Regions from separate parts of the Homo sapiens genome. Here region 2 is linked to region 1. A link is a loop called in an ENCODE intact Hi-C map of the cell type or tissue named here. Cell type or tissue: GM12878. All regions are shown on one strand.

Region 1 (8,000 bases):
GGGCTTCACCTAGACATGTCCAAGCAGGTAGAAGAAGGACCCTTCTGTTTCTAGTTTTCTAAGTGCTTATTATTATTTTTGATATTGATATTGGCCAGCAGTGTATTACTCTTTTTTCCTACCCCTTTATATATTGCTGAATTAAATTTGCTAATATTTGGCTACACTTAAACTAGGGATATAGTCTGTAGTTTTTTCTTGTAATGATATTTCTGGTTTTGATTTCAGGGAATAACTGGTTTCACAAAATTGAGTTGGAAAGTGGTTCTGTTTCCTTTATCTACTTTCTTAAAGGTTTGATAGAATTTACCGAAGTTTTGTAGGTCTGGGAGTTTGTAGAAAGGCTTTGTAGGAAGGCTTTATTTTTTAATTTTTGTTTGTTTTTTTCTTTTTTTGTGCTTAAGTTTATGGAAGGCTTTAAATTATTAAATCAGTTTATTTTTTGCATCTCTTTACATTTTATTTATTCTTAAGTTGGTAATTTGTGTGTTTCACAGAGATCATCATTTTTACTTAAATTGTTGAATCATTTTGATAAGGTAGTTCATACTAGTCCCCTGTTATCTATTTTATATCTGTAATATTTATCATGAAATTTCCTCTTTTATTCCTGGTATAGGCAATTTGTGTTTTCTCTTTTTTCTAACTAAAATTAATAAATTTTACTGATCTTTCAAAAAAACCCTGATTTTCCTTTATTGTCTGTCTATTTTCTGTTTGTTTTTAACTCTTTATTTTCTTCTACTTTGGATTCAATTTGATTCATATGTCTTGCACACCCAAAACTATTTTCTGATTACATCATAGTATAATATTGTAAGACATCTTCCTTGTAAAACATTTGGACAAAAGTATTAGGAGAAAGTGAATTTCACCTAGATATGCACCACCTGTGATAACAAACATCAGCATTCGGGAGAGATTCAAACTTGTATCATTTTATGCAGATGAAATTATTTCATGCAACTTCATATTTTTTCTTCTACTTCCCTGTTCATTTTGCATCTTAATATCCCTCTAAAATTCTCTCTCAGCGCCACACCAAAATTATGAAAACTATAGTGTGTAAACTTTCATCTATTTCTCTATGCACACTTAATATGCTGGTGTATGTATTTTTTAGTTCATTCTTTTATAGAAGTACATTCATATTATAAGCATTTCACTACATCTTATTTTTTCTTATGCTTACATAAATTTCTTTCTTTCTTTTTTTTTTTTTTTGAGACAGAGTCTCCTTGTCACCCAGGCTGGAGTACAGTGGTGCGATCTCCACTCACTACAATCTCTGCCTCCCGGGTTCAAGTGATTCTCCTGCCTCAGCCTCCTGAGTAGCTGGGATTACAGGTGTGTGCTACCATGCCTGGCTAACTTCTTTGTATTTTTAGTAGAGATGGGGTTTCACCATGTTGGCCAGACTGGTTTCGAACTCCTGACCTCAAGTGATCCACCTGCCTCAGCCTCCCAAAATGCTAGGATTACAGGTGTGAGCCACTGTGCCCGGCATATAAATTTCTTATAATAAATATGGAATGAAAAAAAATAGACACAGAAATTCCCCGAAGCCCATTGGCATAGTTCTGTCTCATTCTGTGTAGTAGATGCCATGGCATTGTGCCAGAATCTGTCATCTCAGACCCAGTTTTATTTTACTTTCGATTCTTTTTTGGACACTTAAAACTAGGCTTATAAGACCCTCGTGTTTGTACACATCGAGTACTTATATAAGGTGCGTTTTGCTTTTTGGGATAGGAAAAGATAGAAAAATAGATGGATATATGCTTTTCTATATGTTGCTAGATTTAGTGAAGAAAATGGTAACAAGCCATACTTCTCACACTTCCAGCGGTGAATGAGCAAACCTTCTTCTCCCAGTGCTGAGGTAACACTCCCTTTCCCCCAGTCCTTGCTATCCGAGTATTCTGCAGCTCCTTGATTTTAGCAATTTGGACAATGTCTTTCCACTTCCTCCTATGATTGATGAGGATTTAATGATTTTGTATCACCAGGCCTTCCCTTTCAATATAGTTATATGACTATTTGCATTTTCATCAATAAACAGTGTTTTCTTTTTGGCATGCAGACGTTTCACATTTTCATGTCAACCAATATGTATGGTTTCTGCTTTGATGTCAGTCTCAGGGAGCTGTATTTCCTCCGCCTGTTCTAGACTGTTCCAATGTGTGGTTTTATTATCTGCTGGCACCACTTTCCCTAATTGCTCTTCTTTTTGTATGTATATAAGATTCCTGAAGAATTTTCAAATCTTTTTTTTTTTCAAATTCCTAAAATAACTTCATTAAGATTTGGATAAAAATGATGTTTTTAATTTAAGGAGAACTGATATTTTAGACAGCTGAATTTTGGAACAACAGGTGTAAATGCTCTTAAGTCTTCTTTCACGTCCTTGGGTGGCATACAGTGTGTAATGGAATGCCTCAGCGTGGGGCGGGTGTGTGTTTGTGTGTGTGTGTGTGTGTGTGTGTGTGTAGAGAAAAGATGTGCTAGTTGCTTTTCTTTATGGATAGATGCAGGAGATTGCCATAGAGGAAATCTACGTTGCCTTATAAATTGATGTCTCTTAATTAACCCCCACCTTGGCAAAATTAACATTCAGGACCTCAGTCGGACACATCCACTCAGCTCTTCCTTGAGAATGCAGGGCCTGGGGAAGGGGGTTACTATATAGTAGAAGGAGTCCAGGGTCTCCTGGTGTGGGGGAACCAGCACCTCAGCCTTTTCCTCCCTGGATTTGGGGCTGGGGAGATCTGTCAGGGCTTAGCAAGTTGGCACCGAAGTAAGTCAAGGGTCAGAAGAGGTAAGTCCCTGAAATAACTTTGTCCTGGTGGCAGAAAGAGATGGATCAGTAGACGAGGAGGAGAGGGGCAGTGGCCGTGAGCCTGGAGGAGTCAAAACCTTGATCTGTGTAGCCCATCTCTCCTCAGGCAGCCTCCTGGGGAGGGGATATGACTGTGGGATGGAAGAATCAGCCCCATGGTACTTCATGTGGACTCCTTCCACCTCTCTTCATCCTTCTGGTATCTGCAGTGGTTGGAAAGCTGACTGCGTTTCTAAGACACACATGCAACTGGTGTAGCCATATGACTGTCTGGGCTGGTGAGAAGGTAGAGGTGACATCTTGCCTGGATGCCTGCTTTTCCTTTCGGCTGGTAGGATGTGGAGACAGCTGTAGCCTCCACCCAGAGACAGCCATGCGCCCAGCATGGCAGAGCCGCCGGGCCAGCCTGGACCTCCAGCAGCATCATGCCATTGTCATGTACCTACTGCGGAGCTCTGGACTGTGACATGAGCATGATGTACACTGATAGCTCATTCATCTCGCTGTATTTGGGGTCAGTAACCTCATCAGAAACGTGAGCCTGCGGATGGGGATCTGCTGTAATAAAACCTTACAAAATGTGCGTTGGCCCAGCAGCCAGGGGCAAGCATGAAGAAACAGACATTGTGGGCTGTGAATATGATGGTCTTGTGAAGTCCTGGGAAGACGTTTGGTGGAAGTGTTACCCACATGGTCTGGAACCCGGACAGGAGGCTGTGGCTTGTGGAACCCATTGTTCCAGGAGAGGCAGTTCTGGGAAGAAGAAAGGCTTTGGTGAGTCCTGGTGTCTTCTTGCTGCTTCCAGCCAAGTACTGGGAGAGAAGGAGCCCAGGAGGGGACTGGGCGGTGTGCGGGCAGATGGATGCGATGGCAGGTGCTCTCGGTCCTTGGTCCAGTCATGTGAGGCCTCCCAGACTTGGATAAGAATGTGATTTGCCTGTCTTTTAAAAATCGATTTTTCAGCTTTAAAAATATATAATGTGGTTTTTCACCTTTCGTTGGTTTCAGGGGTTGCAAAAATCCCAGGCTGTGGCTTGTTGGTTTCCGCAGGCTTTTGCTGCAGGCTAAACCTTTTACCTGTCAGAGTATGTGTGGAGGGTTTCATGTCTTTACCCTCTATTTATCCTGGTGGAATTTGTGGAACTTTATAAATGTATGGCTTGCCTTGATGATGTCTTTCATTAGTTTTGGAAAATGTTACCGATGATCTCTTTAAACAGTGGTTTTTCTGTACTCTGGCTTTGGTTTCTCTCTGGATCTGCAGTTTGAGGCATGTTAGGTCATTTCCCTGAAGTCCAGCAGGCCTATCATGCTGTCTTCTGCAGTCCCCACCCTTTTCTTCTCTGTGCTTTAGTCGCGACATTTTCCATTGACCTGGACTCTAGTTCATGACCCTTTCTTCTGCTGGGTATCATCTGCTGTTAAACCCATCTGTTGAGTTCTTAATTTCAATTATTGTATTTTCCAGTTCTAAAATTCCCATTTGGTTCTTTTTAATAGATGTCAATTCTCTGGTGAGATTTCCCATTTTTCATTATTTTCCCCATCATTTCCTTGAACATATCCATAAACTATTTTAAATTCCTTACCCGGTAATTTCAATATGTGCATCAAAGGTGGGTGTATTTCTGTTGACTTGTTTCCCCTGACTTTTGGTCACTGAGTTCTGTCACGTTAATGTGCCTGGAATTCCCCTGCCCGCCCTGAATTCTAGACCTTGTATATGAACAGTTGTGAGATCTCTGGGTGTTGTCTGCTCCCAGAGAGGGTTCATGCTTTCTGTGCGAGGCAGATCAAGGAGGCGATGGTTGCCTTTCCCTCGCTGTGGTCTAAGCTGACTTGAGGCTGGGCCGTCAGCTGGGCTCTGTGTGCCTCTCCCCTCCTGGGGTCTCAGCCAAAGGCCGTGGGGATCAGCAGGCTCCTCTTCTCGGCAGGTGCTAATCTCCAAGCCTTGATTTTTCTAGAACTTGCTAAACATTCGCTACTGTGGCTTGGGGCTTTCTTTTTGGCTTGGTGCCTTTCCACCCCTTGCAGCCTCATAAGGCAGCGTATGTGTGAAGGAAAATGCTGACACCCGCCAGGACTGGTTTATCCCTCCCCTTCTCAGGGGGAACCTGGTCCCTCGAGTCTCTCATTTTAGTTCTCCATCCACATGAGCCTGCCGAAGCCTGGGTGGGGTCTCTGCCTCTCAGTCGTGGCCTCAGGACCGGCCCTTTGTGCAGACCGCAGTCTCGCTCTATATCAGGCTTGATGGGAGAAGCTGCAGGACGTGGCCCCCTCTCTGGGGAGCTTACCCTTCTCCGTGGTTTGGCCGTTTCAAGTCCTGTGGTCTCTGTGGTGCTTCAATGCTTTCAAACAGATCTTCGGGGTGTTTTTTTTTTTTTTTCCCCAGATTTTCTGTTTAATATTGGCAGGAGCACTGGCTCACCACAAGCAACCTCCTACATCAGCAACTTGAGCTTTTTCCAAATAAAAAAAATTTAAAACATCAATAATAAATAACTGTCCTCTTGGAAGCTGCAAGGGAAAAGCAACCCTATACTGATTTGAAGAATTAGACAGGCACCTAGCAGTGAGCTGAAATTTCATCATGCCCTGCTGTGAGTTTTTGATTCTTCCCCCGACCCTTTTTTTTTTTTTTTTTTTTGGAAAAAAAAAAGTCAGGTTAAGAAAGTTCCTTTCTATTTTGTATATTGTTTAAACACATGAATGATTGTTAATTTTATAAAATGATTTTTCTGAATCAACTGAGGAGAGCATATGTCTTTTCTTCTTTAATCTGTTAGGTTAACTTAGTAGTTACTTTGTAGATATTCTGGTGTTGAACCATTTTCACTCTTGGGTTAAATCCCACGTTGCCATGATAAATGATCTGTATACACGGCTGATGTGCTAATATTGAGTTTGGAATTCTTGCGTGTGTGAGCAAGAGCAGGGATGGCAAGTGACGTTTTCCTGCATTTTCCCGCTCTGGTTCTAGTGTTAATGTTGCTGGCTGCGTTAAACGGGTCGGACCCTCCTCTGGCCCTGCTCGTCTGTGAGCCTGGTTTACCTGGTACCTCGGGGATGCTGTGTCATGGTTGTCGTGCTGTTTTCAAACTCCACTACTCTCAGGTTTCCTTTTTTTTTTTTTTTTTTTTTTTTTTTTTTTTTTTTTGAGATGGAGTCTCGCTCTGTTGCCAGGCTGGAGTGCAGTGGCGCCATCTCGGCTCACTGCAAGCTCCGCCTCCTGGGTTCAAGCAATTCTTCTGCCTCAGCCTCCTGAGTAGCTGGGATCATAGGCATGCACCACCACGCCCAGCTAATTTTTGTATTTTTAATAGAGATGAGGTTTCACCATGTTGTCCAGGCTGGTCTTGAACTCCTAGCCTCAAGTGATCCACCCACCTCAGCCTCCTAAAGTGCTGGGAATACAGGTGTGAGCCACCATGCTCAGCCAGCTTTCCATTTTTGTATCACCTTTGGTTCATAGAGTTATTTAGCTAAATTTGAGCTTGATCATGTTTTTTTTTTTTTTGGCAGGGGGTGGGGCGGGGGGTGGTGTGGTTGGTAGATTTTATCTGTCATGGTAAATGTTTGGGCCTGAGAGGGAACCTCAAAACTGATGCTATAATGACATCTTGGCAAGAAGCCCGCAAGAGGACATTTATTTATTTTTGAATGTTTTAAACGTTTTTGTTTGGAAAAGGCTCAAGCGCAGCAGGAAGGTTGAAGAATGCTGTGAGGAGCACACGGGTGCAGATAATCGTTGGTGAGCGTTCTTGCCATGTTGAACTGATGTGTGTACAACTTCTCTGCTGAACTGAGAAAAGCACATTTTGGATGTTGTCACTTTGCTCCTTAGTGCAACATGCACCTCCAAGAGAGTCTTTCAGAGCTTGGAGAAGACCCAGTTTCTGATGGATGAGAGATCTCGCCGTGCAGCCACCCCTTCCCTTCATCCTCATCATCATCCGTGTTCACTTCCGTGATTTCTAACTGCTGGAAGGACAGCAGTTGCAGCACAGGAGGCTTTCCAATGATGACGGACCGGGAGGCAGCCCTCCCGTGGTTTTCTGCTGCTGTGTCTGTTTCCTGGGCAACAACAGCTTTGTGCCACGTTTCTCAGTCTCCTCCCCAAGAGATCCTGTGTGCATTTCATCTGTTACTCTACAGGGAACACCTGAATTTAAAATTGTTAAAACGCTGTAGTAATGAGTTTTCTCAGGCCTGTAACTGATGTCAGGAGACCTTTCCGGCCCATTCACGAAATGTGTCAGATATAGAATAAGTCTAACACAAAATTCACAAATATATGCTTGGATAAAAAGGCCATCATACTGAGAAAAAAAATATTACCTCAGTGCCAACAAATTAAAAATAATTTTATATCCAAATTGTTGACTAAGGTATTCCCAGGTTTCTCACATCCAGGTTTTTATGCTAAAGTTCTTTATAAAAAGAAAATTTTTAATTTTTTTTACTTCGGAATACACACCTGTTTGCTTTACTCATTTGAATTTGATGATGTGTTTTCAAAGAGTGATTGAATGAAACCTGTACTTATCTTGTGTGTGTTTTCTGGTGTTCTGTGTAATGAGCAGGAAGCCTCATTAGTATTGAATGCATATGCCCCCGTATTACCTGGTGTGATCTCTGGCCAGGCGGTGCATGTCCAGAGGCCTGAGTAGGAGGTGGGTAAACCAGTTCCCCGATTCTGGCCTACCACCAAGGCTTGGTCAGACAGAGTCAAAACAAATACTTATTAAATTAAATCAAATAAGTGGGTTCTGGTAGTTGGGTTGGTTGGAGCGTTTACTGTGCAAGGAACAATGGAAATGCAGATGGGGTCTCTGCATTTCCGTTCACTTTTCTCCCAGTGTGGAGTGGTAGATTGCCTTCCTGTTCCCTCCTTTACTCCTCCTTAGACTTCGGGTTATTCACATGACTTCACACATGTGACTCTGCAGCTCCACCTGCTGAAGGGGTGCTTTGCATTTTCCTGCCCTGGACTTTGGATTCAGATGTGTGAGTTGCATTGACGTATGGAACGGGGCATAAGCCTAGAACTCAGAGGCCTTTTTTCCCCCAGCCTCTTGCACTTCTTCCTTTGTGTTGGGGACTTGCCCAGGATAGCCCACTTCCTTTGAGTTGGGACCTGGCCCAGGATAGCCCACTCTTC
Region 2 (8,000 bases), 270 kb before region 1:
AATCTTCCTCTGCTGAGGTCACCCTTTGGTGAGCATTCACATGGGACACAAATACTTTCACATTTTTTTCCCATTCAAAGAGGTCTGTTCATGTACCTCATCCCAATTTTCTTATTTCCAGTTTTCCAATTGTGTTTCTTCAAGACTCTGAGCATCTGGCCAAACCATTGGCCATGGTCCATTAATATGTAATAATCACACATTTGGCTATTTCTCTTTCCAAGCAAAGCAAACCACCAGATGTACAGCCCATAGATCTGCCCATCGGAGAGTTTCCCTTCACCGCTGTCCTTTTAGGGATGTTCCAGAAAGGGGCAGTAGTGCTGCAGTTGTCCACTAACGTGGGGGCCTGCATATCATGCAGAACCATCTGTAAACCAGGCCCAGGTCTTCCTCCGTCAGCTGATTTTAGGGAACTCTCCAGGAGACTGTAGGTGCAGGCTGGGAGAGAGAAGGCAGCGTAGCGGGAGTGGGGACCGTCGGCATTGGCGGCACTTCTTTATGTAACTTGTGCCTTTAGGGCCTACTTAGGCCCAGACATGTACCACTTCCATTTGATGATGGAATGCTGCTGTGCACACCCAACTTTCTGGCTTGGTGGGTCGGAAAACATTCAGTTCATGATGGGCAACTCAGGTCCCATGGTAACTTGGTGGTCCATGTTTCAGCATTCAATCCCTACTAAAGCCCCATAGTGGGTCAAGAGCTGTTTCTCAAAGGCAGTTGTTACCCACAAGGATGGCAGGGCGTTGCCCCAACATCCTAAGGGCCTGTGCTGCAGTTCACCTTGAGAGGAACCTGCCAAAGGCTCCACACAGCATGCGTCTCTGCCTCTGCCCTTTCAGACACCCTTGGATCTGCTGGGTCATGTGGCCCAGGAGGCAGAGCAGCCTGCACAGAGCCTGGAGCTGCCGCAGAGCCTTCCCTCCTTCTGGGCTGTACTCAAAACCAGCAGCTTTTCAGGCCGCTCAGTAAACCAGCTGGAGCAACACACGCAAATGAGAAATGTGTTGTCTTCGAAGTCCAGAGAGGCCTGCTAGATGTTATGCCTCTTTTTTGATGCAGGAGGCGCCAGATTCAACAATTTATCCTTCACCTTAGAAAGGATATCTCCATATACCCTACAACACTGGACCCCTAGAAATTTCACTGAGATAGAAGGCCCCTAAATTTTTGTCAGATTTATTTCCCACTTTTTGACACACAAATGTCTTACCAATAAGTTTAGAGTGGTTGTTAACTTCTCACTCACTAGTTACAATCAGCAAAATATCGTCAACATAATGGGCCAGTGTGATATTAATATCCTATGGAAGGGAAAGGTGATCAAGATTTCTGTGAACTAAATTATAATACAGGGCTACAGAATTTATATACCCTTGACGTAGGGCAGTGAAGGCGTATTGCTGGCCTTGTCAGCTGAAAGCAAACTGCTTCTAGTGGTCTTTACTAACAGGGACAGAGAGAAAAGCATTTGCCAGATCAGTAGCTGCATACCAGATAGGTGGCATGTTAATTTGTTCAGGCAATGAAGCCACATCTGGTACAGCAGCTGTAATTGGACTCACCACCTAGTTAAGCTTAACGATAATCTTCTGTTATTCTGGAAGCTCTGTCTGTCTTCTGCACAGACCAGATAAGAATCGAATGGGGGTGTAGTGGGAATCCCCACCCCTGCATCTTTCAAGTCCTCGACGGTGGCAGTAATCTCTGAAATCCCTCTAAGAATGCAGTATTGGTTTTGGTTTACTGTTTTCCCAGGTAGATGCAGTTCTAGTAGCTTCCACTTGGTCTTTCCCACCATAATAGCCCTCACTCCACAGGTCAGGAAATCAGTATGGGGATTCTGCTAGCCATTCCATTCCATTAATTGCCTTCTGGAAGAGAGGAGACAACCACAGGATGGGTTCAGGGACCCGCTCTGAGTTGGGCCTCTGCTAAAATTCCACTGATTACCTGACCTCCATAAGCCCCTACTCTGACTGGAGAGCCACAGGGAAGGTCTCCTAGGATCAGTGTCAGTTCAGAGCCAGTGTCCAGAAGTTCACGAACGGTCTGGTTATTTCCTTTTCCCCAGAGCACAGTTATATCACTAATATTCATTTGTCAATCTGTCATTTACAGTTTTGTGACATTTATGGGATTCTGTGAGTACTCAGAAAATGTTCAGATTCCTTTAATCTCCCATGGAGCATCTGTTCTAGTACTTTCATGTTGAAAGTGTTCAATAAATATTGATTGATTGAAGGAATAAAAGTCATTATAATTATATCATTAGGAATATTTTGGCAAAAGTGAATTTGAAAGGAAATTTAATGGCTTATTTTATAAAATTGTCAGTATGGATGTTTTTGATTGTGCCTTTAATGTGTAAATCACATATGGATTAGAGGCTAAATGTGTTGATAATGCTTTTTTTTGTATGTGCAAATATATTTAGTTTGGCTTAAATATAGTGTTTGGATTTTGGATACAGGTTTGAGATGTTATGTGTTAACCATATTACCTTGGAATGCTACTTTACTTTTCTGGGCAAGAATTTTGTAACACAAATAAAATAATAACCTTAGTAAACTGTGTCATGTAAGCAAGATGTATCTCTGTCTGCAGTGAGAAAATAGCTTGAAAAATGTGATACAGAAAAATGACATTGGAGCATTGGAGTTAGGAGACCTGATGATGATCCTCTGGCCTCTGGGTTTTGGCTGGTGGTTGTCATCACTTGTCAGCTTGATGCTGTGAGATGTGTTCTGTCATTCACACAGTGTGGGTCCATGACATGCCAGCAACTGTAGTTTGTTGTAGGATAGGGCAGAGATGACAAATTAAAATGGTAGTGTAAGTTCTTTTTGTTGTTAAAATAGGAAAAAGGGTTAAAAAATGGACCGAAAAAATAAAGTATCCACTTCTATACATTTTCTATATCTTGTGTACTGTTAAAAAATTAATAGGAAAATATGAAACTCTTCATTTCCATAAGTTGAAAAACAATGATACAGCTGCTTTGTGGGTTTTCCTTTTGGGGGTGATAAAAATGTTTCGGAGTTAGGTAAAGGTGGTGGTTGCACACCATTGCAAATGAACAGTTCAGTGCAAATGCCACTGAATTGTTCACTTTAAAATCGCTAATTTTAAGTAATGTGAGTTTAATATCAAAATAAGAGCTAAATAACAATAAAAATTTGGAAGATAGGAAAATGATGGAGTTAGATTGTACCCTTAAATAAAACCAGGAAATAATTCTTCAGTTTTTGAGTGATTTTTCCCCAGTGGGGCCCAATTTTGGCTAAGCTGTCCACTCACTTATGACCAGAGATAGAGACAAAACAAACATTTGTGACATGAATGCCCAGTTTGAGATTGTCTGTTAAAATATAACCACAATGAATCCGACAAGTCACTGCAAGGACTGTGTGCTTTATTTTGATTTGTCATCAGGAATAGGCGATACACTGTTTGGACATCATGAAGGAACAATGCAAAATCCATCCTTTTAAAATTCATTTTTAAGTTCCATAGAAGATCCAAAAAACCAGACTTTTAGAGTATAAGCAGTCAAACTTAAGAAAATATTATATTTACTTATGAATAGATGCTAAGTCAAAAGTAAGTCCCTAATAAATTTTAATGTACTGTTGTTCACTAAATGTTCCTAGTCATTTGGGCTCAGTAGTTCAGTCATTTATCATAATGTGTATCAAGATAGTTACTGGATATTGAGGTATTGTTTATAACATTACAAATAGAAAAATCCTAGTGTTTGGGATAGGAAATTAATCATATCTTGTCGATCCAAACAGTGGAGTGCTTTTCTGGACATTATAGATGATAATGTAGGTATTTGTTGATATACAGAGATACCAGAAAAAAGCCCATATTTACGATCCAATGCCTATTTTGTAAAAAGAAAAAAGAGTACATGTGTAGGTAGCTGCATCAAAAAATACCTGGAAGGGTAAATACAAAGAGTTTAACTTTTTGTAGGATTTTATGATATGCATTTTTTTTTGGTATTTACATTGCATTTGGTGTTTGCATTTATACAATGGACATATTATTTGTTTTTTAAGAAAAAAGTTATGTGAAGATAAAAAGTCCCACATTTCATTGGTAGTTGTTATTTATTTTTCTTCTAAGTAAATAAGCAGAGGCTATTCTAATTCTGAAGTTCTCTCTCTGTCTGTCTCTGTCTCTCTGTCTGTCTCTGTCTCTCTCTCTCTCTCTCTCTCTGTCTCTTTTTACCCCAAATCAACAGTGGCTAATAATTCTGAAGTCCTCACACTACTTGAAAACAGACTGTAATCTCTTTTCTAAGCCTTATGCTTTGTTGGTAGAATTTTTAAAAATTGTGTAAATTGCTTTTTGATAATTGGATTAGATCTTTAATTCTACTGAAATATTGAACTTTTGTCATTTTGGAAATTATTGAGTATGGCTGAACTCTGATTAATTTTTTAATTTAAATTCATGAAGGCTTTTGTCTATGTGAGGAAAAATGATAAATTATTTCCTCTATAGTATTGTATATTGTAGTTTGAAATATTTTGTAACTCCAGCAGATGGAGCTAGAAGTTAATGCATCCTATGGTGATCTGGAAATTCAGTCTTGTTTTGTTTTATTTTAAACCACAGTTAAATAACTTTAAATTCAAATACCTTTTCTGGGGATGGGCATTGGATATCTTTCAAATAGGTTTCTGTTATAGTGTTGCTGAATTTTTTAGGGTTTGACTACTATATGGAAATATGTAATTTTACCTTTCTAAAGCAGAGCGATTTGATTAATATTTATTTTACAAATTAATATGAAATAATGTATAATGAAATATATGTGTTGGCCCTAACAGTAATTTTTAAGAATGATTTATCAAAATTATAGAATATTATTAAGGAATATGTATGTGTGTATGTTGATGTATATTTATAAAATGTTAGAAATTTACTAAGCTTTGCAAAATTGCCAAGAATGTAATTACTACTTAGCAATATATCTTAGATACATTATTATGTCTATGTATTAGATGTTCTTCTCATAGTATTTTTACTTTCTTATATATTGCAAATTGTATTAGATTAGCGTAAGTTGAGTCTGAAATTTTCACATTTATTTATTCTGGCTAATAAACTTATTATTTTGCATTTAATTACCTAGGTTGAAAAAAGCTGGTTGATCAGTACATGAAACAGGCATCTAATTTCTTGACAAACTAAATTAACTGGTATTTGGAACCCTTCTTGATTCAGGGTACTGAATCGTTTTCTTCAGTTGTCCAACAGACATTACTCCTTGTTTGATCTACTGATAAAGATTTCTTCACCCCGTCTCCCATCACTACTAAAAATACAAACGTTAGCCTGGTGTGATGGTGCGTGTCTATAATCCCAGATGCTCGGGAGGCTGAGGCACAAGAATCACTTGAACCTGAGAGGTGGAGGCTGCAGTGAGCCAAGATTGCACCACTGCACTCCAGCCTGGGCAGCAGAGTGAGACTCTGTCTCCAAAAAGAGAAAAGAAAAAAGGAAGAAAGAAAAAAAAATATTTTTTTCATTTAGCTTTTGATAAACTATCTTTGTTTTAATAAAAGTAAGTGTATTGGTTAGTCAGAAGAGATACTTTTTAGTGATTTGTGAGCATTGCCTAAGGCAAAGTTTTATTTTTTTAACTTTGACATCTAGAGAAGAATTTGAATTTTACTGTATAAAAGGGACATGTATGATTAGAAAGATAAATTCTGGAAGCATGTATGTTTATGGATCAATAACAATAGAAAGAGCCTTCTTTTATGCTCCAGAATTTATCTTTTTAATCATACATGTCCCTTTTATACAGTAAAATTCAAATTCTTCTCTGGATGTTAAAAGTTAGAAATAGATTTTAAACTTTTTTTCTTCTGAATATAAAAGCATAGTGGACCCTTAGTATTCGAGGATTTATATTCATGGTTACAACAATTTGAGAGCAATATTTGAGGCTCCCCAACACGTGGTAATTTGTAATTTTGCTGAGGCTAAAATCTAAACTGTGCACTCAGAGAAACTAGTAAGTAAAGTGAGCCACGTGGCTAATGAGTGAGCCTAGCTCAGCATCCCCATCTCAGTTTAGCTTTATTATTTTCTGCCCTTTTAATTCATTTTATGGGGGAAACTGTATGATACAGGGATGTGGGGAATTTTGAGTTTCACAAAGATGTTTAAATATATGCTTTGTGAATTTTAGAGGACTTTATATGCTTCTTACAGAAAACTTAGAATATCCAGACAAAAAAATCACGCACAGTTGTGCTACATTGATATTGTTAATTAGTTGGGGTATTTATTTGCAGTTGATTTTCTATGCCTGGTTTTTGTCATTGTCATTTTAAAATATTTTCAATAACACCTATGTATATAGGTTTTGCTGGTTAAATTTTTTTTTTTAGTGAAATTAATGAGAATAATTCTTTAAGGAAAGGGTTGAGAGCTAACTGTAGTTACAACCTGCATCATTTTGTTGTTGTTATATGGTCTAAATGCTGGTGTATGTCAGAACTTTTCAGTTTTTTTGTACTTTTTTTTTTTTTTTTTTTGAGACGGAGTTTCACTCTTGTTGCCTAGGCTGGAGTGCAATGGCATGATCTTGGCTCACCACAACCTCTTCTTCCCAGGTTCAAGCGATTCTCCTGCCTCAGCCTCCCGAATAGCTGGGATTATAGGCGTGTGCCACCATGCCTGGCTAATTTTGTATTTTTAATAGAGATGGGGTTTTTCCATATTGGTCAGGGTGGTCTCGAGCTCTCAACCTCAGGTAATCTGCCTGCCTTGGCCTCCTAAAGTGATGGGATTACAGGTGTGAACCACCGCGCTTGGCCTTGTACCATTTTTATGATGTTGAGACAGGGCAGGGAAGAGGCACTGACATTTGTTTAACATATTGGGTGTTAATTTATCTTCTGTTCTTCATAAGAGCCCTGTGAATTATAGCCTATTGCATACCTGAGGAAACTGGGTGACAGAGTTGCAGTCCCTCTTCAAGGTCACGTATTTGTGATAGGTGCAAATCCAGGCTGTTAGACGTAAAGTGCTACGCACTTAGCTATCTGCCATTGAGAACTGGTGAGGTTTTAAAAATCACAAATTGTGTGAATACCTTGATTTTGTTAGAGTACATTATAGTACACTAAATAGATCTAATATATTCAATATTTTACTGAAATTAGATTTTTAAAAACCTTTCTGTAGTTGAAAGATGTCCTGGTGTTTTAAGAAGCCTTGCTTGTACATGTACACACCTACATGTAAACAACTGAGAAAACAAATGCAGACATGTTTTGTTCCATTTTACAAAACTGATTGCAGGCTCAGTTAAGCATTTTGTTTTATGTTGATAGAATTAATGGAATATCATATTCATTATTTCCCTTAGTAAAATCTTACTAAACTAATATATTCTTTTTGGCAGATAATATTAAGAAAACTCAAAACATTGTTCCTTTTTCACCCAGAATGTTAAGTATGAGACATTATTCAGTCATATGTAGAAAGAAAAAGAGATCTGGGATTTAATCCCAGGGCTACCATTTGTAAGTTGTGGAATTTGTGAGGAATTTATTGAGTCTCTTTTAAGAAAAAGTTCAGTTTATGGGTGCGTTGGCTAAGGGGATCTTAGGTTCTCTTCTGCTCTGTATCTTATTCTTGGTGCACTAAAATAAGAGCAAGGTTTTATTTATTTTGAACAGATTTTAATTTTAGATTCTTACAATTGTATCTGTTCTGCTTAAGTATTGAAATAAATATGTATTTTAGTTCGTTAGAGGAAAGAGGTTATTTCAGTCTAAAACAATTCTTTGTCTGGAAAAGATAAAAAAAAACTAGGACTTTTTTTCTTCAAGAGATGGTGTTTTTTCTGAATGTGGATTCAAAGTAGCAGGTATTGAACAGTGTAAAGGAACTTAACCAAAGTGAGGCTTTGCAATTATTTCATTATTATTTTAAAATTTTCTAATACAACATCATTTGAGTAG

Evidence for each region. Peaks named below come from ENCODE experiments on the same cell type or tissue, not always from the same donor. Only the 100,000 strongest peaks of a DNase experiment are listed, where the experiment ranks them.
Region 2: a loop joins it to region 1, with 2.9 times the contacts of the local background. A loop is called at or near these places in 3 of 110 quality-filtered maps.

What each region holds. Positions count from the first base shown.
Region 1 is chr7:156,545,054-156,553,053 of GRCh38, reverse strand. All of the region lies in intron 2 of RNF32-DT (RNF32 divergent transcript), which reads left to right. Among named protein-coding and RNA genes, the nearest start is that of LINC00244, 8.6 kb to the right of the region's middle. In GM12878, no CTCF peak of the experiment used is centred here; DNase peaks (open chromatin) are centred at 3,888, 4,573, 4,973, 4,983 and 1 weaker place; H3K4me3 peaks cover 560 bases; H3K27ac peaks cover 369 bases.
Region 2 is chr7:156,813,723-156,821,722 of GRCh38, reverse strand. All of the region lies in intron 4 of LMBR1 (limb development membrane protein 1), which reads left to right. Among named protein-coding and RNA genes, the nearest start is that of LMBR1, 75 kb to the left of the region's middle. RefSeq lists an enhancer at 535-1,035. In GM12878, CTCF peaks have their summits at 1,067 and 4,561 (motif pointing right); a DNase peak (open chromatin) is centred at 4,593.